2 separate regions of the Homo sapiens genome follow, and region 1 is linked to region 2. Evidence: read pairs that join two places in POLR2A ChIA-PET (ENCODE). Cell type or tissue: Panc1. All regions are shown on one strand. Links, peaks and the distances in the headings refer to the core of each region. The heading gives the core; the rest is flanking DNA. Region 1 overlaps TBPL1 (TATA-box binding protein like 1). Region 2 overlaps LOC124901404 (a long non-coding RNA gene).

Region 1 (10,733 bases), core at 50-8,049, 130 kb after region 2:
AAAAACATTTTGGAAATACAAGTTTTTGTGGAACATTGTGTTGGAATATTGTCCCCATTAAGTTTCTCCTGAGAAGCTAATTGGACTCTCCACTCAGCTTTATTTCTAGGTATAATCACTGTTGGTTACACTAAACTCCTAAACCTAAATGACAGGGCACAACTACAGCTTGATCCTGTATTACCACATCAGGGCTCCTGGGTGAGCCAGAGACACTGTTTCATAAATGCATATTTATTATAACTTTAAGAGTAGCAATCTCATATACTGAATAGTCACTCTTTAACTCCATTAAATAAGATACAGCAAGGGGAAGGACAGTATCACACAAAATGGCTTTCAAATTCAAGTGGGGCTATTTGATAATTACACTGTGGCACAGAGGCAGCTTATGGGCACTTCTTGTTAAAACATCTCCATGTTACCAACTTCTGACAAGACTCTTAGTATAGGCTTGGGCATCAACCCAAGATTAAAGTCAAGAACCTCAATCACTTCTCTACAACTACAGGTGTTGAGTCTTTCCAGAAAAACAAAGGTCCAAATGAGGCACCATTCATCACAGCTTCTTTCTCATTTCCATCTAGTGGGTAAGAGGTTTCTCTTCTTAAAACTACAATTTCTTAACCTTTACAAGTTATTTAACATTTTCTATCATATTAAATTAGCAACATAAAACATTATCCTTTATCTATAAACTTCTAGTCTGGTTCCCTAGAGTTTATATACACGTTTTTATTTCTAATCTGCAAGAAAAAAAATTCCTATTTGTTATTTGGTAACAGAGCATTAAAAGATACTATACACATGTGGTGCATATATATATATATATATACACACACACACACACACACACACAAAATACACTTCAAAAAGAAGCCAACACACTTTAGCCAAAGTCTTAAGCTTGCATAGATTTTAAAAAAAAGAAGTATGAATACAATTTTTGTTAAAATAGAAAATGGGGAATAAAAGTTATAGAATGAAGAGAGATCTTTTCCAAACTTTTATTTGTGCACATTCAATTGAAAAAGATAACTTTTACAGGTTCTTTGGTGCCCATATTCAGCATACAAAAATGTAAAAGACTATTCACAAATAAAACACATTAGCTCAAAATGGAAAAAAATAACAATGACGACAATAAAACAATCTAAGGTAGTGCACACTGTGACAGCTCTGCTTATGGGGACATGAGAATTACTGCGAAAATAAATAGAATGTCCTTTTGTAAAAGCAGCAATATCATGTCTTGTAAACTTCCTTTTATATTACAGCAAGGTTTGGAATAAAATCCAAAGGGACTGGAGCTTACACTGTAGCCGTGAATGAATAAAAGAGTCTATTTCCTCAATTATTGTTGGTCCAGTTTTCCTTTTGAGTCCAATGTGCAGCAGGTTTAAAAGGTGCTCAGTTAGAGATTCTAACCAATTAAGTGGTGAATTATAAAATTTCTTTCCTGCTTTCAAACACAAATGGGTAAATCTGTTCCACAGCAGTAGCAACAGCCTTTACATTGGGCCCTGTAATAAACACAATGGAGGAAGGAGTGAGAAGAGTTGGAAAAGGGAGCACTAGGAAAAACTGATTTTCCAGAATTAAAAATATTCAAGTGGTATAGAATATCAAGTTAACTGTTAAAAAAAAGAAAACTAGACATATAATTATACACATAGCCATAATAAGTAAAAGTAATACAGATTTTGTTCTGGGCAATTAAAGGACATATGAAACACAAAATGAGGTTATTCACTTTGTTTTAGGGCATACAAACTATCATGGACTAATATAAAAAGCACTGTAATATAATATGTACATGAAAGGAAGGAGTAACAAATGGGACTAAATAACAGCTATCCTTTAAGTCACTATCATCTGGCTTCTGGTTAGGCTACAACAGAGGCTCAGGGATATGGAGGAACACAGCAGAGTGAAACAAAGCTGCTACCAAAATGTTGGGAAACCAGAATGCTGGTTTAAAAATCCCCACAGATTTACCACCACTGGGTATCCACATATTTATTACCAATCTGGTCATTTCACCCTCAGAGCGTATACAAGTCAATAGAAAACAAAAAAAGCACAAGGCTACGAGGTGACCATGCATTATGCTAATTCTTGAACAACTTTATAAAAATGTAATCTTTCATTTAAATCGCTAAAAAGAAACATAAAAAAGGACAATGAAAACTATTCTCATAAAATTTTGAATAAAAATGGCTTCACCAATACACACTTAACCTCTTTTGAAAGACCCAGGAAACTAACAAATCCACCCACTGTAAACTCTCTGAAAGTCCTAACCACACATCCTATCTTGGTCAGGTCCTTCCTGACTCACTTTACCCCCACCTTGCTATGCTTTGTTCATGGGAACCAATTCAGTAACATTTCATAGGCTATTCCTGATCTAAGTAAATAATGCATACTGCTTAACCAGGTGAATTGTCTTCAGTTTGTTATTGTTTTGTTTAATATCTAGTAACTCAGTAAATACAGAGTTTTACATATGCATTGTTTTATTATATACTTAGTAGAGATTGTTCAATAGGCTTTGTGGCTTCTCAGACATCCATGCTCCAAAGTGTAGAAACAGAGAGCTGAAAGAAGGGAACAAACAGACTCGTCTCCTATCATCCCATATTTAAGATGCAGGTGGGATCTTGGGAATACGTTTTGAAAGTCCCCAAGGAAGATGGAAAAACCCATGGGATGAGTCAAAACTAAAGTTTATTTGTTGAGAGACTAAATTATTTTCCTCTGTGGATTGAAGAAAGAAAAAACAAAGCTCAAGGACATTAAAGACATTTTCTTTAATTCTTTTTTGCCTAAGGTTGGGCCTGACTCCCAAGCAATGCCTCTGTACAATTTATAATCATAGTACCATTAAAATGTCACACAGCATGCTAATGCTACTCTCTGACATGAATGCCTAGTTTTCTGAAACCACCCTTTCTCCAAATAAAGATTAAAAGATATAGCAAGACAAACATAACAAACAGGTACCAATTATATTTAATATTTTGCTTATGTAAAACCTCTGTGAAATTTATGAGTTTCTCATGAGAATTTTAAATGTAAGATATCATGAATTTACAAAAAAAAAATCATACTATGGATACATATACCAGAAAATATATGTGTGTATATATATATATATATATATATATATATATATATATATATTTTTTTTTTTTTTTTTTTTTTAGACAGAGTCTCACTCTGTTGCCAGTCTGGAGTGCAGTGGTGCGATCTCAGCTCGCTGCAACCTCCGCCTCCTGGGTTCAAATGATTCTCTTGCCTTAGCCTCCCGAATAGCTGGGACTACAGGCGTTCACCACCACGCCCAGCTAATATTTTGTATTTTTAGTAGAGACGGGGTTTCACCATGTTGGCCAGGATGGTCTTGATCTCTTGACCTTGTGATAAGCCCGCCTCAGCCTTCCAAGTGCTGGGCTTACAGGCATGAACCAATGCACCTGGCCTACCAGAATATTTTTAAAGCTCCAACTGGAAACTACTCAAATGCCCAATAAGAACGAATGATCTACATACAGCTACATAGAATATAATATAGATGAAACTCACTAAGATAATGCTGAGTGAAAAAAGACACAAAATAGTAAGTGTAACATTTATAAATAGTACAAAAGTAGGCAAAATGCATCTAGTGTTAAAAGTCAGGAGACTGGTTCCTCTAAAGGGCAGAAGTGACTGAAAGGAACAAATCACACATTATTTCTATCTTGGTATGAGCATCTTGTATCATTCAATCCATAATTGATAAGTGTGGTTTCAATATCATAGAATACCTGTTACTGTGATACTTCCTGTTGAAAAAATCTGTAATGTAGCTCTTAGAGATTTTATCCGATAGCACACAGCAGGATGAAGTTCAGGTTCGTAACTACACAAAATAAGCCACAATTAATATAAATATTTATACCCTGACTAGTAATTTCAAATTTGGTAATTTCTCAAGATAAATTGCTTCAAAGACTTACCTGGCATGAGGTCTATTGTTCTTTGTGAATTCTGGCAAACGGATTTCAAATGGCATGTTACACACTGCCAGAACGTTAACAACCTTAAAATCTGTAAATATTACCTTTAGGAGAGAAGTAAAATTCAATAAATTTATTTTGAAACAAACAAACAAAAAATCTGCTCATAATGGCAATCCTTAAAAACAAGAGCAAACAAGATAAAACAAAAACATTTTAAGTGTATGTTTAGTACTGTAAGTTGTGTAGCATGGAAAGCTTTAATTCAGTTTTTTAAAAAGCTCAAAAACTCCATTAAAAAAATTAAAAACTGAGGTATTTGCATGATCAAAACAGTATGGGTCTTTCTAATCATATGTTTAATTTTTTAATACTTTAAGTGAAATATTTAAAACTACTGAGAAAGGAGAGAGAATAGTGAGGGAAAAAAAATTTAAGTCCAGGTCATCCTGCTAGAGTAAAAATGGAAAAGATGTCACTTTAAAGTCAGTAAATACAGAGTGTACACTGGGCTCCAAAAGTCAGATGTTTTTCTCATATGCAATAAGGCAAAATGACATTTCTGTGAGATTAGCTAGATGTTTATTTTCTTTCTGGGGATAGAGTGATAAATTTGTTTCTAACTAATTGGGATTTCTCTCAACACTTCTAATGTTACACTAAGAAAAGAAGTTCCAAGGCTGAAAATAATGCTGTTAACATTAATAACTTTGGCCACTCCAACCAACATCTTCGTTTCATCTCATTATCTTTTCAAACATTCCTCCTAAAACCACAATTTTGGGTGAGCGAACTATCCTTCAACTCAGCCTTGCACACAGCAGTTGCGCAAAGCCAGGAAACCGCAAAGTGGCAGCACTCTCAAATCACAGTACAACTCAAGCCTCTCTCTACTGCCACCCTTCTCAAGCACCAACCCCCACTCCCCACCAGCCGTTCAGTCTCTTCCTATCACCCTCTACTTCAGAGAGACTGAGTCATCAGAGGGAAAGGTAACTTCCTATCCCCACTTCTACAAACTTGTCTCAATCCCAAACAGCCTTGCCCTCATCTTCAGGGACCATTCTCATCTTTATCTTTCATTTATTCATCATTTGCAAGTGACCTAGCAAGTCCATAATATGTAATCGTTTTATTCAAAGGTATACCTCTATCAAGTTATAGTGATGAGGCTGACATGCCAGTGACAGTCACGTTACAAGTGTGAGAGCCTGCCAGCTGGTGTGTCCATGTCAACGGCCTCTGCCATTCTCTATTCACCATTCTGACCTGGCATTCTTGAGATGACCAAAAACCATTTTGTTTGTGTACGTCAGAGGTGAAAACACTTAAAAAAGAGTTGAAAAGGAAATTAACTTGTGAGGAAACAAGTCTCTTTATGGGAAAGGAATTAGGGAAAAAGCTAGGATCCTTTACAAATACCCACATAGCCAAATTTTGCTACTAATTTTCACACTGAAGGGCAGTATTAAAAAACCTAGAAAAAGTTTAATCATAAGAATAGTACGCATAGTGATTTCTTGAGTCTATTACAATTTTTAATTCTATAAAAATAAGTCCTTGAATATTTGTAGTTTAGATACTATTTGAAAACGTTACCTGAAAACCTAGTTTCTGCAGACTACGGGCTAAGCGTCTGGCACCAAATTTAGCTTCTTCTTCACTACGGTTTTAAGGAAAGAAAAAGATTATCAGTTACACAGGAAATAAATGTTATACTGAGGAACATAACAAACTTTACATATGATTTTGCTGTTAAGTCTAGGAAAATGTCCTTTCCATGAGGGAAAAAGTAAAAAATAAAAACAAAAAACCCAAGTAGCATTTACCTTGTTGCTCCAGTGCAAATAATTTTTCCTGAGGACCAAATTGTAGCTGTAATTCTAGGTTTTCTAAGCTTCATTAATACTTTCTGGGGGGAAAAAAAATCTGATTACCTCATAAGCATTATTTTTCACATAAGGTTCTGTTCTATATAGTCATATTAATGTCCAAATACTACTCTCCAAGCTTATCCAAGACTGCAATAACTGCTCTCCAAATCTACCATTCTGAAATCAAGTACAATACCAAACACAAAGAACATATTAATCCAAAAAGACATTTGATTAATTAAAAATACAAGGTGTATAGAAATCTCTCACTCTATATACTTGAAATCAATGTACTCCAAGTATATAAACAATTCAACTCTCATTCCACCCCAGTCATATAACTGGAACTTGCATGGTTCTTCACACACACCAAATCTGTTCATGCTTCAGAAGCTTTGCAGTAGCTGTTGCTTTCATTTGGAATATTATCCCCTCAATATTCTCACTTCATTCAGGTCTCTTACCAGATGTCACCTCCTGAAGAGAGGCCCTCCCTAATCATTTCCCTGAAACACCCATCCCTTCATTGCTTTCTAATTCCTAATTCTGCTTTCTGCTGCTTCATGGTACCCATCACTACTTTATATTGCATCCTAGAGTTGAGATGCTTATTACATACTCAAGTTCAACATCGGCATCTTGAATAAAGGAGAAATGTTGGAGCTGGAGATGTAATTGGAAATTCATTTAAAGCTATGGGTTACAATGAAATAACTACAGAGTGTGTATAAATAGGTCAAGGACTAAGCTCCAAGAAAATATGCAAATTTAAATTTTCATTCCAACTTTTCATTAATGGAAATATTTGTTAGATGCTCATTCTATGTAAGAAAGACATAAATGCTCACTGACTAACATAAATGAATCAGATGTTTCTGCTTAAAATTTTTGTTACATTTTGTGTTCTTCATTCTCTGTCATATGCCATATTATCAAACTAGAAAGCTATTAAATCTGGGCAGACTCAAAATTCACCAAAGATCAAGATAAAATTTGAACTAAAATACATTATAAAATTTCATATACAAGTGACTGAGAAACACTTGACTGAGTTTATCCTACATTTAATTGTCTCTCACCATCACCAGCTTGTCTATCAACTCAGAATTTTCAATTAACCTGCCTTAAAAAAACTACTTCCTTTCCATATGTCATGCTGAAGTACCAAAGCAGTGTTAGGCATATTCCTCTCTAAACTTTTGAGCAGACATATTTATTACTTTTCTAAAGGAAGGATGGGATTGCTGACAAACTTGAAAATCTTTGTGAGTCACTGAAATTTTTAATTGAATTTAATTCATCTTTACTTAGTTTCTAGTACTAAGAATTAATGACGGCCAGGCACGGTGGCTCACGCCTATAATCCCAGTACTTTGGAAGGCTGAGGTGGGTGGATCACAAGGTCAAGAGATTGAGACCATCCTGGCCAACACGGTGAAACCCCGTCTCTACTAAAAATACAAAAATTAGCTGAGCGTGGTGGTGTGCACCTGTAATCCTAGCTACTTGGGAGGCTGAGACAGGAGAATTGCTTGAACCTGGGAGGCAGAGGTTGCAGTGAGCTGTGATCATGCCACTGCATTGCACTCCAGCCTGGCGGAAGAGTGAGACTCCGTCTCAAAAAAAAAAAAAAAAAAAAAAAATTAATTAATTAATGGCAATTTACATAGGTATCCTGGCATCTAATTTTTAAAGCTAAATAGAGCCTTGAGATACATTCTTAATTTTCATAACAAATGTGTAAAATACATATTCCTCTCGTCAATCTTTGGTTTATAATGACATCCAATGTCTTTTATAATGTTAATCTCAAAACACTAAGGTTTTATTATTACTTATTAATATTCAGGCTTTAAAATATTACAGGTTTAACAAAAACTAAAATTTAAGATGTCCAGGTTAAGATATAAATCATATTATTTTCAGCAGTTTGTTATGAAAGAAAACCATCTACCTTTGTTAAAGAATATGACAATTAAAATATTATAAAAATTATAATATATATTAAGGCATCATTCAAATATAATTCAAATATAATCATATTTGAATAGGTACATGTGCGAATATAAAGGTCCCTTTCTTCAGTTAAAATAAATTGAGAGAGCAATAAAATGTCTCTGTAACCAATGAGTTCTTTGCTGATTCAGGTACCAGCACTCTATGTACAAAAGCTTGCACCTCCATGAGAGGAGGGATTGCTTTTACAGGGCTCACTTCTGTATCCAGGACAACCAGCACATGGTAAGGTGCTCATAAACTATCTGTAGAATGAATACATTTTAGTATTAGTCATAGAACTATAAAATTAGGCTATGTAGTACAAATACGAAAACTCAGATACTTACTCCAACATCACGTTTATAAATTACATTTGCTCCTTCCAAAGCAATCTTCCTTAAGTTTAAATGACATCTTGTTCTAAAAACACAGACTACATTTGTAATTAGAATGTCCAATGCAACATCACTGTCTGCATCCATTGGGGTGGTTTTAAAATTTAGCTTTCCACCACGAAGATCACATCCTGAGAAATAAAACAAAATAAAGTCATTAAACTTAAATGTTGTTAATTCACTTTTCACAATTTTGAAATTGAAATGTAAAAAATGAATCTATATTATTTATTTTTCAAATGTTACTAGAATCAAATCATGTCCCTGGCCGGGCACAGTGGCTCATGTCTGTAATCCCAGCACTTTGGGAGGCCAAGGTGGTTGGATCATCTGAGGTCAGGAGTTCAAAACCAGACTGGCCAACATAGTGAAACCTGGTCTCTACTAAAAATACAAAAATTAGCCGGGCATGATGGTGCATGTCTGTAATCCCAGCTACTAGGGAGGCTGAGGTGGGAGAATCACTTGAACCTGGGAGGCGGAGGTTGCAGTGAGCCGAGATCGTACCACTGCATTCCAGCCTGTGAGACAGAGTGAGACTCTGTCAAAACAAACAAACCAAATCATGTCCTTTCTTTTCCCCACTAAAAATGTCATTTTTAAAAAAGCTAACATGACATCTAATATATTTCAAAATCTAGGCCTAACTTTCATTCCTTAAACTAAAAAGTAACTTTTACTTGACAGGAGCTTGCCAGACTTATCTCCTGCTATTCACCTCTACAAACACTACGTTCCAGGTGTACCACAGTAATGACAAATCCCCAAATGCACCACGTTCAAGGGTTGGACTCTGGTTCCAATGTCTAACCATTAGTGGCATATAACCCTTCTCATGCAACTTGCTGGTACTATAAAAAATATGACATACTTCTATTTCAAGCAGAGTAACTGACTTAAGTTTAAAGCAGCAAAAATATGAATAACATTTACTAACAGACTTTTCTCATTACTAACCATTCATTCATTATTTTCTTTCTGAACACCTATACACTGAAGATAATGGAGGGAAAAAAATGATTAAGGCAAAGTCTTTTGTCCTCAAGGAGTTTGCAAACTTGGGTGTACAGGAGGAGCTCTACCAAGTAATTTGCATAATACCATTTTTATCAAGATCAGAATCTTCCAACATGTATTTGCCGAGACTCCTATGATTTATACAAACAAACAAGCCCCAGTTTTTACTAAGTACGTGACTCATGACCCAGCTAAAAAATTCTCTCTTTGCATTTTCACACTTCAAAAAATAAACAATGGCAATTTGACTTAACTCACAAAAAGATCAGAAAATGATAAAAACATACTATAGTTGTTTTTAAAATTCCTTGCAGCCACAATGTAAAAAACTAGTATTCTTTATAATAAGGATTCAAATTATTATATAACTAAAACAGTGAAGGGGCCAAGAGTCTAAATAAAGAAGGTCTTGTTTCTCTGCCTTTAAGTTTCTGATAGAACACAGTGGCAAACCAGACCAAGACTTCTGACACCTCTATAAGACCATATGGCATTCAATTCTGTGTATCAATTGTACCTCAACTTCATTATATTTTTTCACTCTTGTATTCCCATATTCCCCTCAATCTGTGTATCTTTTTGTTTTTCTGTTATTTGTGCATGTTTGAGCTACCTCAAATAATTTTTACGTATGAGGAGTGAGGCAGGGGTGACAATAGGAACTGATGGATAGATATATAAGCAGACAGATTAAAAAGCAGAGGCACAGGGCCAGTTTATTACCATTGGTCTTAAGCACGTGCAATGTCTGACTCACCACTTAATAGCTATCAGAACTTGGGCAAGTTATGTAACCTGTGTCTCAGTGTTCTCATATTGTAACATGGAATAGACCATGCCTACCACACAGCAGTGTTGTGAAAATTATATAATGTATGAAAAGTACTTAGCATATATATCTAGGATATTGTAACAGTAAATGACAGTAATTATTGATGAAATAAGTTCAAATCAACAGGCAGAGGATTTCTTAGCACTACTTCCCATGATTACATTAGAGCCCAGTTACTGAGCCATCTGGACAGCAGCAGGTTTTCTGCTAGGCTCCTGGCTGCTTACCCCAACATCCATTCCACCTTGCCTTCATAATGATCAGAGCTCAGATGTTTAGCTGGGTACAATGTGGCAGAAATAAAATACTATAGATGTCAGCCTCCCTGGCAACAACTGGTATAGCCAACTGGCCACCTGAATATGTTCTGGTCAATGAGACATAAAATAAAATGGTTATGTATCCTCTGGGAAGTCTACTTAGAGCAACCAACTAAGCCAGCAAGGGCTCCTTTGCCTTTCTGCCCTTTTTCATTCTTGCTGTCTAGAGGTTGGATATGAGAGCTAGAGCTCAAGTAGCCAATTTTGCACCACGAGACAATGAGGATGAGGATGGTAGAACAACAAGATAGAAGCAGCCTGGCCCCTGACGCTGTGAATCTCCTTATTATCCC
Region 2 (11,369 bases), core at 1,541-9,540:
ACTTCCTTCTGGGACCGGACAGTTTTGCTCACCCCCATTGCCCCTGTCCTTCCCCCAGGCCACCGTCACCTGCACCGCCCACCTGCGTCCTCACCACCGCGGCAGGGCCCCTGTTGGCCCAGTGACAGCAGTGTTCCTCTGGCTTCAGTTCCCAGCCACGCACACACTTGCCCTCCTGGACGAGGGTAACAGCCCACTTCACGCTGCTGCACCTGCTGCGGCCCCACTCCCTTGTTGGTGGGGACTTTGCTTTCTGGGTTTCTGCTTTGGGGGCTCCTTCTCGGCTCCTCCACTGTTTCCTCTGACTTCCCAGAGGGCTCCCCGGCCATAAAAGAGGCCCAAGCCCCATCTCATTCTGGCATGTCCCACTCTATTGTCCTGGAGGCAGCACCTGTGGCCATTGGAGGGGGGTGCTCCCAGAATGCCCCCAGCCAACCTGTGTCTTTGTCACCACGTGGGGCTCACACATCCATCTTTCATCTTCCCCCACCTTTCCTAGTTCCTGCACCAGGTTGGACAGCTCCCTTTGTAGTACAGGAAGGCAGGCAGGGTTTGAGACCCCTACCCCATTTTCACAGGGGCCCCAGCTCCCTTGCCCTCAGCCTGGGCTCTGAGTACACATTGCAGTGATGGAGATGTAGAGTCACGGGTTGTTCAGGTGAGGCCCAGGTTCCCTGGGCAGCCACCTGAGGCCGCCTGGGGTTGCTCACCCAACCCTACCTGTTCCCACCACTCGGTCTATTTCCCCCTCCTCAGACAGGACACTAATAACAAGGAGCTTGCCCTGCAGGCTCCCAACCCTCCCGCTCTTCCCTACCCCACAGGGTTCTGGTTCCATCATTTCCTCTGTTCACAAACTATCACTGGACAGTTGTGTTGTCTCTTGTACAATGTTCCATTCTTCAACATCTATCATTGCTGCTGCTCCCAGCACCAAATGTTCACCCTCTGCCTCCTGCTCTGCACACATTCCCCTCCCTCAAGATAGCCTCCATGAGACAGGGGGTCTGCAGCTTGGCAGGCTGGCTGGGTTACTGACTATCCCAGTCCCAGGGAAGATAGGGCCCTGTCTCTAGGATGCTGCAGCAGAGTGAGGAGGGGCACTCAAATTGACCCTAAAGGGTGGAGGGGCCACCTTCTCCCCCTGTTTGGTTGGGGAATGGGTAGTTATTATTTGTCTCAGCTTGGGGCTCTGCCTCTAGCTTCCTACTTGCAGTTACTTAAGTTAAAAAAGAAAATCCTGTTCTAAAAAAAAAAAAAGAAAGAAAAAGAAATCTAATTCAAACTGGCCTGAATGGGACAAAAAAGAAAATAAAAAGAGAATTTTTGCTCATGTAATAAGCCATCAGATGGCTTTGCATCAGAGGCTTAAAGAATGTTCTAAAGTCAGTCTCTCTCTAACACTCAGCTCTGCTTCTGGCAGTGTGGGCTTCATTCTTTTTTTTTTTTTTTTTTTTTTTTTTTTTTTTTGAGACAGAGTCTTGCTCTGTCACTCCGGCTGGAGTGCAGTGCAGTGCAGTGGTGCAATCTTGGTTCACTGAAGCCTCCTCCTCCCAGGTTCAAGCAATTCTCGTGCCTCAGCCTCCCGAATAGCTGGGATTACAGGCGTACACCACCACGCCAGGCTAATTTTTGTATTTTTAGTAGAGACGGGGTTTCAACATTTTGGCCAGGCTGGTCTCGAACTCCTGACCTCAGGTGATCCACCTGCCTCGGCCTCCCAAAGTGCTGGGATTACAGGCGTGAGCCACTGTGCCCAGCTTGGGCTTCACTCTTAAGCAAAGTATCTCCATGTGTGATGAGATTCAGGCTCAGATGTTCTTGGCTGTAGGTCCAGAGAAAGGAGATAACTTCTCTTCTCCAAAATTGAAACAAAAGTCTGGTTTTGATTGGTCTGAATCACTTGCCTAACAGTGAGCAAATTGCTGCAGTTAGATGTTTGGGCTGTTTTGATAGGTGGATTCTGGCACTTCTCTATGCCTCTCTTCTTGTTTTGGAGCATGTTTTAAAGGGGAGAAATGTGCCAAAGAAAACCAGGGGCTTTCTGAAAAGAGGGGAAAAATTCTGCAGCTTTTTCTATTTGAGACTTTAAGTTATCTCTCAGGGTGGACACAAGGCCTTTGTACACATGGCCCCCACATGGGAAGAAATCTTGAGGGGAAATTATGACCTGGCTCACATGTAGGACCTGGAGATTTGTGGTTAAGCATTGGCAGCCCCTCTGGACTTCAGGATACGTTGAGGGACAGTGGCTGAGCTGGGGGTTTTATGTTGGAGCCTGTAATGGGTTGAATTGTGTCCCTTTGTCTTAGTCTGTTTTCTGCTGCTGGAACAGAATACCACAGACTGAGCAAATTGTAAAGAAAGTTTATTCAGCTCACAGTCCTGGAAGCTGGGAAGTCCACAGCATGGCACTGGCATTTGGCAAGGGTCACCCCATGGTGGAGGGGTGGAAGGCAGAAGCGAGCACAGGAGAGACAGAGGGGAAACTGAGCAGAAATCATTTTATCAGGAGCTCCCTCCTGCCCATCAAAACAGCCCAAACATCTAACTGCAGCAATTAACTAACTCACTCCTGTGATAGCAGCATTACTGCATCATGAGGTATATTAGTCCGTTCTCACGCTGCTATAAGGAACTGCCCCAGACTGGGTAATTTATAAAGGAAAGAGGGTTAATTGACTTACAGTTCAGCATGGTTTGGGGAGGCCTCAGGAAACTTACAGTCATGGCAGGAAGTGAAGGGGAAGTAAGGCACCTTTTCATGAGGTGGCAGGAAGGAGAAGTGCTGAGTGAGTGGGGAAGAGCCCCTGATAAAACCATCAGATCTGGGGAGAACGAACTCACTATCACGAGAACAGCATGGGGGAAACCACCCCTATGATTCAATTACCTCTACCTGGTCTCTCCCTTGACATGTGGGGATTATGGGGATTATAATTCAAGATGAGATTTGGGTGGTGACACGAAGCCTCACCATATCATGAGAACAGGGCCCTCATAACCTAATCACTTCTTAAAGGTCCCATGTCTTAATACTGTCATAATGAAAATTAAGCTACCAACACATAAACTTTGGGGCACATATTTAAACCATAGCACCCTTCCCCAGAATTCACATGTTTAAATCCTAACCGCAGTACCACAGAATGTGACCTTATTTAGAATAGAGCAGTTGCAGATGTCATTAGTTGAAGTCATACTGGAGTAGCGGGGACCTCTAACCCAATCTGACTGGTATTCTTATAAAAAGAGAAATGCGGAATGAGATATGCACACAGGAAGACTGCCATGTGAATACTGTAATTATGCAGTCATAAGCCAGGGAGCTACCAGGCCTGTAACAGATCCTTCCCTAGAGCATGCAGGCCCTGCTAACACCTTGATTTCTGACTCCTGACCTCCAAAACGATGAGACAATAAATTTCTGTTGTTCTAAGCCATGCAGTTTGTGGTAATTTGTTATGGCAGCCCCGAAAAACTAATACAGAGTCTAGAGTTGGTATGTGACTGTGACCTGCGAGAGACTGAGCTTTAGCCATCACTAGGCATCATTGCATTGGGAGATAAAAGTCCTGTGATTAAATGCAAGATAGGCTGGGCATAGTGGCTCACACTTGTAATCTTAGCACTCTGGGAAGCTGAGGCCAAGGCAGGAGGATCTTTTGAGGCCAGGAGTTCAAGACAAGCCTGGACAACATAGTGAGACCCCCGTCTCTACAAAAAAGAATTAGCGAGGCATGGTGGTGTGCAACTATAGTCCCAGCTACTCAGGAGGCTGAAGTGAGAGAATCACTTAAGCCCAGGAGTTTGAGTCTGCAGTCAGTGAGCTATGTTCACTCCACTGCACTTCAGCCTGGGTGACAGAGCAAGACTGTCTTGAATGAATGAATGAATGCAGGATTGGTGCTCAACAGGGACACCATGTGGCAGTTTTAAAAGAGCCTTTAGTGCCTGTGGGCTGACCAGCGCCACCTAGTGTTTGAAAGATGGATGACTTTTATAATTTAGGAGGAAAGGAGGGGAGGTGATTATATAGGATTGTATGGATCTCAAATCATTAATTGGAGAATTGCATATCTTTATCAAATAATTTTTTTTGAGGAAAAGTCTTGCTCTGTTTCCCAGGCTGGAGTGCAATGGCACGATCTCTGCTCACTGCAACTTCCACCTCCAGGGTTCAAGTGATCCTCCTGCCTCAGCGTCCTGAGTATCTGGGATTACAGGTGTGCGCCACCACACCTGGCTAATTTTTGTATTTTTAGTAGAGACGGGGTTTCACCACATTGGCCAGGCTGGTCTTGAACTGCTGACCTCAAGTAATCCACCTGCCTCAGCCTCCCAAAGTGCTGGGATTACGGGCATGAGCCATTGCGCCTGGCCTCGTTATCAAGTAAATTTTAAATATCCAATATGAAACATTGTTCAAGGTTCTGAGAATACATCTTTAAATAAGATAGATGAAGTTTCTGCTCTGGTGAAGCTTGAGAAATAGGACCCTGTTTCCCCAGTAAGCTGTATAATAGGTCATGTGCTACATGAGCCCTTCCAACTCCATATAGATCATGGGCCAAGGGAATTGTAATAGGCTAGAAAGCCTGAATCAGATTTGAATTTGTTGCAGTTTCTAAAAGTAAAGGCATCAATGTAATGTTTGTCATTTCTCAATGTAGGATGAAGTAAGGAGTTTTCATTCCTGGTTCACACCTTATTATTATTATAATCAATAAACATTTTTAAAGTTTTTGATCTGATTAGGTTATCTCTAACTAGTCTAGCCTAGTGGTTCTCAGTAAGAAGCAGCAAAATTTTCTGTGGTTTTTTTTTTTTTTTTTTTGAGAGGGAGTCTCACTCTGTAGCCCAGGCTGGAGTGCAGTGGCACGATCTCGGCTCACTGCAACCTCTGCCTCCCAGGTTCAAGGGATTCTTCCAAGTAGCTGGGATTATAGACACTCACCACCATGTCCAGCTAATTTTGTATTTTTAGTAGAGACAGGGTTTTGCCATGTTGGCCACACTTGTCTCAAACTCCTGACCTCAGGTGACTGGCCCACCTTGGCCTCCCAAAGTGCTACTAAAAATACAAAAATTAGCTGCACGTGGTGGCGGGCACAGTGGCATGCACCTGCAGTCCCAACTACTTGGGAGACTGAGGCAGGAGAATCTCTTTAGCTCAGAAGGCAGAGGTTGCAGTGACCTGAGATCACACCACTGCACCCCAGCCTGGGTGACAGAGCGAGACTCTGTCTCCAAAAAAAAAAAAAAAAAAAAATCTTTTATACCATATTTTTATTGTGTCTTTTCTATGTTTAGATATGTGTAGATGCACAAATACTTACCTTTATGTTACAATTGCCTGCAGTATTCATTACAGTAACATGCTGTACAAATTGTAGCTGTGGAGCAATAGACTACCACACACATCTAGTAGACCATCTAGGATTGTTTAAGTACATTCTATGATGTTTGCACAATGATGAAATCGCCTAATGACACATTTCTCTTAACGCTTCCTGTCGTTAAGCAATGCATGACTGTATTAAAAACTACTGATGCCTTGGTGGCGCATGCCTGTAATCCCAGCTACTCAAGAGGCTGAGGTAGGGATAATTGCTTGAACTGGTACCAGGGAGGTGGAGGTTGCAGTGAGCCGAGATCACGCCACTGCACTCCAGCCTGGGCCACAAAGAGAGACTCCGTCTCAAAAAAAAAAAAACAAACCTACTGATGCCTAGGTCTCATTCCCGCCCCCCACTTCACTCCATCCCAAGGTTCTCATTTAATTAGACTGGAGTGTGGCTTGTGCATCAGAATTTTGAAAGCTCTCCAGCTGATGCTAACTTTTAGCAACATTTGAGAACCATTATTCTAAGCCATGAAAATTCATTCAGTATTTTTCAGTTGTGGTTGACAAGATCAGAATTTGGTGTTAGGAAAATTAATTTGGCAACGATATCAAGAGTGGACTGAAGCCCAAAGAAGTCTCAGAGAGAAGTCACATAGGAGACTAATGCAGTAGAATAAAGTGAGATAATAAGGGCCTAAGGAGAAGATAGGTGTACTTGAGAATGCACATGTATTATATAAGTAACAGAACTTCAGTGCTGATTTCAGAGAAGCAAGTTTGATCATCTAATGACCTTGTTGACCAAACAATACTAAAATAACCTGTGCATCTAAATAAGGAGCTGCCTTTCCAATTGATAAGCTGATGCATCTCTGTTGTAAAAAAATATTTTATCAGTATTAATGCATATGTTAAATTTGACATTTCATAATGCAATTCATAGAATCTGCTGTTTGTTTACTATTCCAGAATTTTATTGCTGAGTTCTCAATTTAAATCTACAGGTATTTCTATTATCAGTGATGTGAATTATGATATAATAACTCTTGATAATTGATATGGTTTGTCTGTGTCCCTACCCAAATCTCATCTTGAATTCCCATGTGTTGTGGGAGGGACCCAAGAGAAAGTGATTGAATCATGAGGGCAGGTCTTTCCCATGCTGTTCTCATGACAGCAAATAAGGCTCATGAGATCTGATAGTTTTATAAAGGGGAGTTTCCCTACACAAGCTCCCTTCTCTTGTCTGCCACCATGTGAGATGTGCCTTTCACCTTCCCCCAGGATTGTGAGGCCTCCCTGGCCACGTGGAACTGTGAGTCCATTAAACCCTTTTCCTGTATAAATTACCCAGTCTCGGGTGTGTCTTTATTAGCAGTGTGAAAATGGACTAATACAATAATCAACAAAATGAGAATTATAGACATAAACTAAATATTTTAATATAATGATAGGCTAATTGCATTATAGCCATTGTTTTTCTTGCTATTGGTTTTTTGTTTGTTTGTTTTTGTTTTTGTTTTTGTTTAAGATAGGGTCTTGCTCTGGGCTCAGGTGATTCTCCTGCCTTAGCCTTCTGAATAGCTGGGGACCGCAGGCATGCACCACTGCACCCACCAATTTTTTTTTTTTTTTTTGGTAGAGACAGGGTTTCCCCATGTTGCTCAGGCTGGTCTTGAGCTCCTGGGTTCAAGCGATCCTCCTGCCTTGGCCTCCCAAAGTGCTGGAAGAAATTTTATAATTATAAAAATTAACAAGTTAAATTGATTTAAAATTGAAAAAATATTGGGAGGAGAAAATGGGAATTTGTTATTTAGTGGGTATAGAATTTTCTGGGGTTCAAATACCCTTTAGAGGTTTCCCATTGGTTACTTTGTGTACACCCTATGTAAATGAAGTAGTGCCCTGTGATCAGTCTGTTTGGTTGTGGACAGTGACCAATCAATCAGAGACTGAAGTGAAGTTACAAAGTTATACTCCTATGCAAATGAAGACCTGGCCCGGCGACCAGGCTGATTGGTTGTAGGAGGGGACCAGTCAGAGGTATTTTCAGTTTTTTATCTGCCACACAGAAAAGATGGGGGTTGCAAAGGGAGTAGCCTTTGGCTCTTTTGTTACTTGGGCATGGAAAGTTGGAGTTTTCCTTTTGATTTAGCTCTAGGAAGTCGGCGCAAATCAGCCTTACGTTCCCTGCCTCCAGACCCTTTTCTCCTGCCTCAGAAGGTAGAATGCTAAGCTGGTCCCCAAGGTTGCTGCCCCTTGACGTACACAACCTGTGTAATTCCCTCCTTTTGAGTATGAGACTGAACTGTAAATATAATAGAATAGTCACTCCTATGGCTAGATTACTGTAGTTGACTTTAAGAAAGGGAGGTTATATTCAGTTGGCCTGACCTAATCAGATGTGCCCTTGAAAAGGGACTGAGCTCTTCCTGGAGACAGAGATTTTAAATGTAAGAAGCCTCTAGCACAAGGAAGATTCTCTATTGCTGCCTTTAAAGACAAAGGGTACTACATGACAAGGGACTCAGAATGGCCCCTCAGAGCTAAGTATCGCCCTGGCTGACAACCAGCAAAAGAACAGGGACCACAGTCCTAAAACTACAAGGAAGTGAGTTCTGCCCATATCCTGAGTGAGATGAAAGAGGACCCTGAACTCCAGGTAAGGATGAAGCTGGTCCATCCTTGATTTCAGTCTTGTGAGAACCTGAGCAGACAACCCAGCTGCAAAGTGCCTGGACTTTTGACCTACACAGAACGGTGAACTGGTAAGTGGGTATTGTTTTAAGTCACTAAACTTGTGGTAATTTGTCATGCAGCAATAGAAAGTTAATTGAGCAATTAGTTTTCATAAGACTTCAATAATAGTCGTGTGTCTTTGAAATTAAAATCTGATTTGAAAAAAACATGAATGCTGCAGAGACTATATAAGGAAAAATATTGGCTGTAACTCAGTGTGTATACACATGACTCAGATTTTAGCAAAACAACATCTAGCACAAAAAGATCATCCAAAAATGTTTTGAGTGTGATATGGGAAATTTTACTCCCTTAGCAGAAACCGTAGCATAATTTTATATGAACATTTATACAGAAACTGAATGTTAATGAAATACAAAACCAAGTGATTCAAGTTATAGAAGATGGGATAAATAAAATAATTTTGGAGAGTTAGGAAATGCTAATTACTTAGTCATTTTAGATAAAACTCCTGATGTAAGTAAGCCATATAATTCAGATAATTATGTCTGGATTTGTAGATTCCCAAAATGCAAACATTTCTAGACTTGAACATTTGGGGGAATTTTGTCCAGTAGATTATAGGGCTGCTAATATGATGCTTTGATACTCTCATAATTGCTTCAAGTTTGGTGATTCACTAGAAGGACTTACAGGCTCAATAGCAGGTTATATTCATGGAGAAGATATCTCACAGCAATGAATACAGAGCAAAACAGCAGGAAAAATATATGTCCTGGTGAAATACAGATAGGCTAGAAAGGGCTTCTGAGTCCTTTCTCATATGAAGCTACAGAGAATGTGCTTTTTCACTCTTAATGAGCTTCATTGACATGTGTGGAGTATATATGCCCCGGAAAGCCATTCAGATCTCAGGGTTGGAAGCTTTTATGGGGTGCTGACCCTACAGGCATATCCTGCAATCAAACCAGCCATTGTAACTGAGACTCAGAACCTTGGCAATGAGAATGGGGGCACCTTATCTATCTTGATGTTTGTGCAAAGCAACCTGACAAGCTGGTATAGCATGGTCCACTGCTCTAGGTGTAAACAACAAAATCATCAATCACTAACATAAAGAACATTCTAAGGGCCACATTCCCAGGGGTTGGCCAAAGGCCAATCTTGGTTCCAGACTCCCTTGAAGGCATGCAAAGAGTAAGCAACCAGATCTGTGATCTCTCTCTCTCTCTGTCCCTCCCTCTGTCAATAGCCCTCTGAATCTGTGGGTTCCACATCCATGGATTCAGTCAACTTAGGATCAGAATTTTTTTTTAGTTGCATCTGTACTGAATATGTACAGACTTCTTGTCGTTATTTCCTAACAATTCAGTATAAAAACAACTGCTTACGTAGTATTACATTGTATTAGGTATTATAAGTAATCAAGAGATGATTTAAAACACACAGGAGGATATGCACAGGTTATATGTAAATTTATATCAGGGACTTGAGCTCGGTGGATTTTGGTATCCACAGGAGGTCCTGAAACCAATCCCCCATGGAGAATGAGGGACAACTATGTGTATATATACATTGAAAACAATGCCAGAAATGCAAATAGAAAAACAACAGTTTTCAGTAGGAGATCTTTAAAAAGTATTAATTTTAGTCTACAATGAAATGATGGAATATATGTAAAAACATTTAACAGGGATACATTTAAAAACTTTAAAACACAATTGGAAAGTTAATACAAAATCTCAAGTAGAAGTATGCAATTGCTTTTAGAAAATATTAATGTATTAATAGGCACTAGAATACAAGCAAAAATTATACTTCTGAAAAAAAAGTCACCAAATTCATTTTGTCAGTATTAATGGGACATGATATTTTAAGTGAAATTAATGTTATAAACAAAAGAATTCAGTGTACATAATGCCTTTGAAATCATCAAAGGCAAGAAGAAAGTCTTTGAGGAAAAACAAATTGTGTTTATGATATCTAATTGACACCAAATGGCAGTCTATTGATATTAATGCCAACTTGTCTACATAGAAAATACTAGAACTATTATGATTTTTCTCAACACAAAGTCTGTTCCACCTATGAGCCAAAGCTAAAAGTCAATATCAATTCTTTGTTTACGTTAGATATAACAGCACTATTTTTAAAAGAAAACGTGGCTGGACGTGGTGGCTCACGCCTATAATCCCAGCACTTTGGGAGGCCGAGGCCGGTGGATCACAACGTCAGGAGTTCCAGACCAGCCTGGCCAACATGGTGAAACCCTGCCTCTACTAAAAGTACAAAACTTAGCTGGGCAGGGTGGTGTGCACCTGTAATCCCAGCTACTTGGGAGGCTGAGGCAGGAGAATTGCTTGAACCTGGGAGGTGGAGGTTGCAGTGAGCCAAGATTGTGCCATTGCACTCCAGCCTGGGCAACAGAGCAAGACTTCATTTCAAAAAAAAAAAAGAAAAGAAAATGTTACTATATCAAAAGAACATCCTGGTCTCTTCAATGCAAGATGACCAGTGTTATCTGCAGAACTACTATAACTATGTAACTCAAATGACACATTTACAATTTAAATTGACTGTTGACCATAGTAAGGAATTCCATATTGATGGGCACCAACACAGAAGCTTTTCCTAAAACCTATGATAAATCTCATTGGAGTGCAGCATAATTTTGAGGGACAATTTCCTAGATGGATTTTTTAAAACTTTCTTTTAATTTTACAGAATAGATGTAACTTAGCCAAAATTGGTCACCAGTGGAGAATGTGGCTTCTCAAAATTAAAACTTATCAAAAGTGACATAATGTCTATAGTGTCACAAGAATGCCCAATCCAGTAACCATTTTTGAAGGAAAAAGTTATTGGAGCAAGTAAACTGAAACTATCAAAATGAATTTCCTTCCTATAAAAGAAATATATATAATAATTTTATAAGAAATTGTTATAGTCCAATGACTTTGGGTGCCCCATTACTCCAATTAAAATGTAGACTTTTATGTCAGTTGACTTGGTTTGCATAAAATATACAAGATGACACCATATTTCTGTAACTATTATCATCCCTTCCTCCAAGCGCATGCCCATATCCATGGCAGCTACAGCTTAATTCCTTGATGTGCCTAATCTTCCAAACAAAATGGTGAAGCTTTCTTCAGCAAAATTCCTAGAAAACGAAGAAGTTTAAGAGTAGTTTTGTGCTTATTTAGAGCTAGAGGACAGTGCAGAAAAACATATCTCCCAGAAATCTAAGCCTTATTTATTATTATTATTTTTTTAGACAGAGTCTCACTCTGTCACCAGGCTGGAGTGGAGTGGCGCGATC

Evidence for each region. ChIA-PET counts read pairs that join two places held together with the same protein. Peaks named below come from ENCODE experiments on the same cell type or tissue, not always from the same donor. Only the 100,000 strongest peaks of a DNase experiment are listed, where the experiment ranks them.
Region 1: POLR2A ChIA-PET joins it to region 2 with 12 read pairs; 4 of 35 experiments call an interaction of 5 or more read pairs at or near these places.

The regions. Positions count from the first base shown.
Region 1 is chr6:133,977,751-133,988,483 of GRCh38, reverse strand. TBPL1 (TATA-box binding protein like 1) reads right to left here. Exons shown (of 7, transcript NM_004865.4): 2 at 8,224-8,402; 3 at 5,834-5,916; 4 at 5,604-5,667; 5 at 4,005-4,108; 6 at 3,813-3,907; 7 at 1-1,523. The coding sequence starts at 8,358. The coding sequence ends at 1,444. SLC2A12 (solute carrier family 2 member 12) reads left to right here. Exons shown (of 5, transcript NM_145176.3): 5 at 1-903. LOC128092253 (umcharacterized LOC128092253) reads right to left here. Exons shown (of 2, transcript NM_001414965.1): 2 at 8,396-8,402. The coding sequence ends at 8,396. Among named protein-coding and RNA genes, the nearest start is that of TBPL1, 30 kb to the right of the region's middle. RefSeq lists an enhancer at 4,850-5,019. In Panc1, for the core only: no CTCF peak of the experiment used is centred there; no DNase peak of the experiment used is centred there; H3K27ac peaks cover 479 bases.
Region 2 is chr6:134,103,853-134,115,221 of GRCh38, reverse strand. The region is part of intron 2 of LOC124901404 (a long non-coding RNA gene); the gene reads right to left. It also overlaps the pseudogene HMGA1P7. Among named protein-coding and RNA genes, the nearest start is that of SLC2A12, 57 kb to the right of the region's middle. In Panc1, for the core only: a CTCF peak has its summit at 3,936 (motif pointing left); DNase peaks (open chromatin) are centred at 3,916 and 5,441; H3K27ac peaks cover 1,984 bases.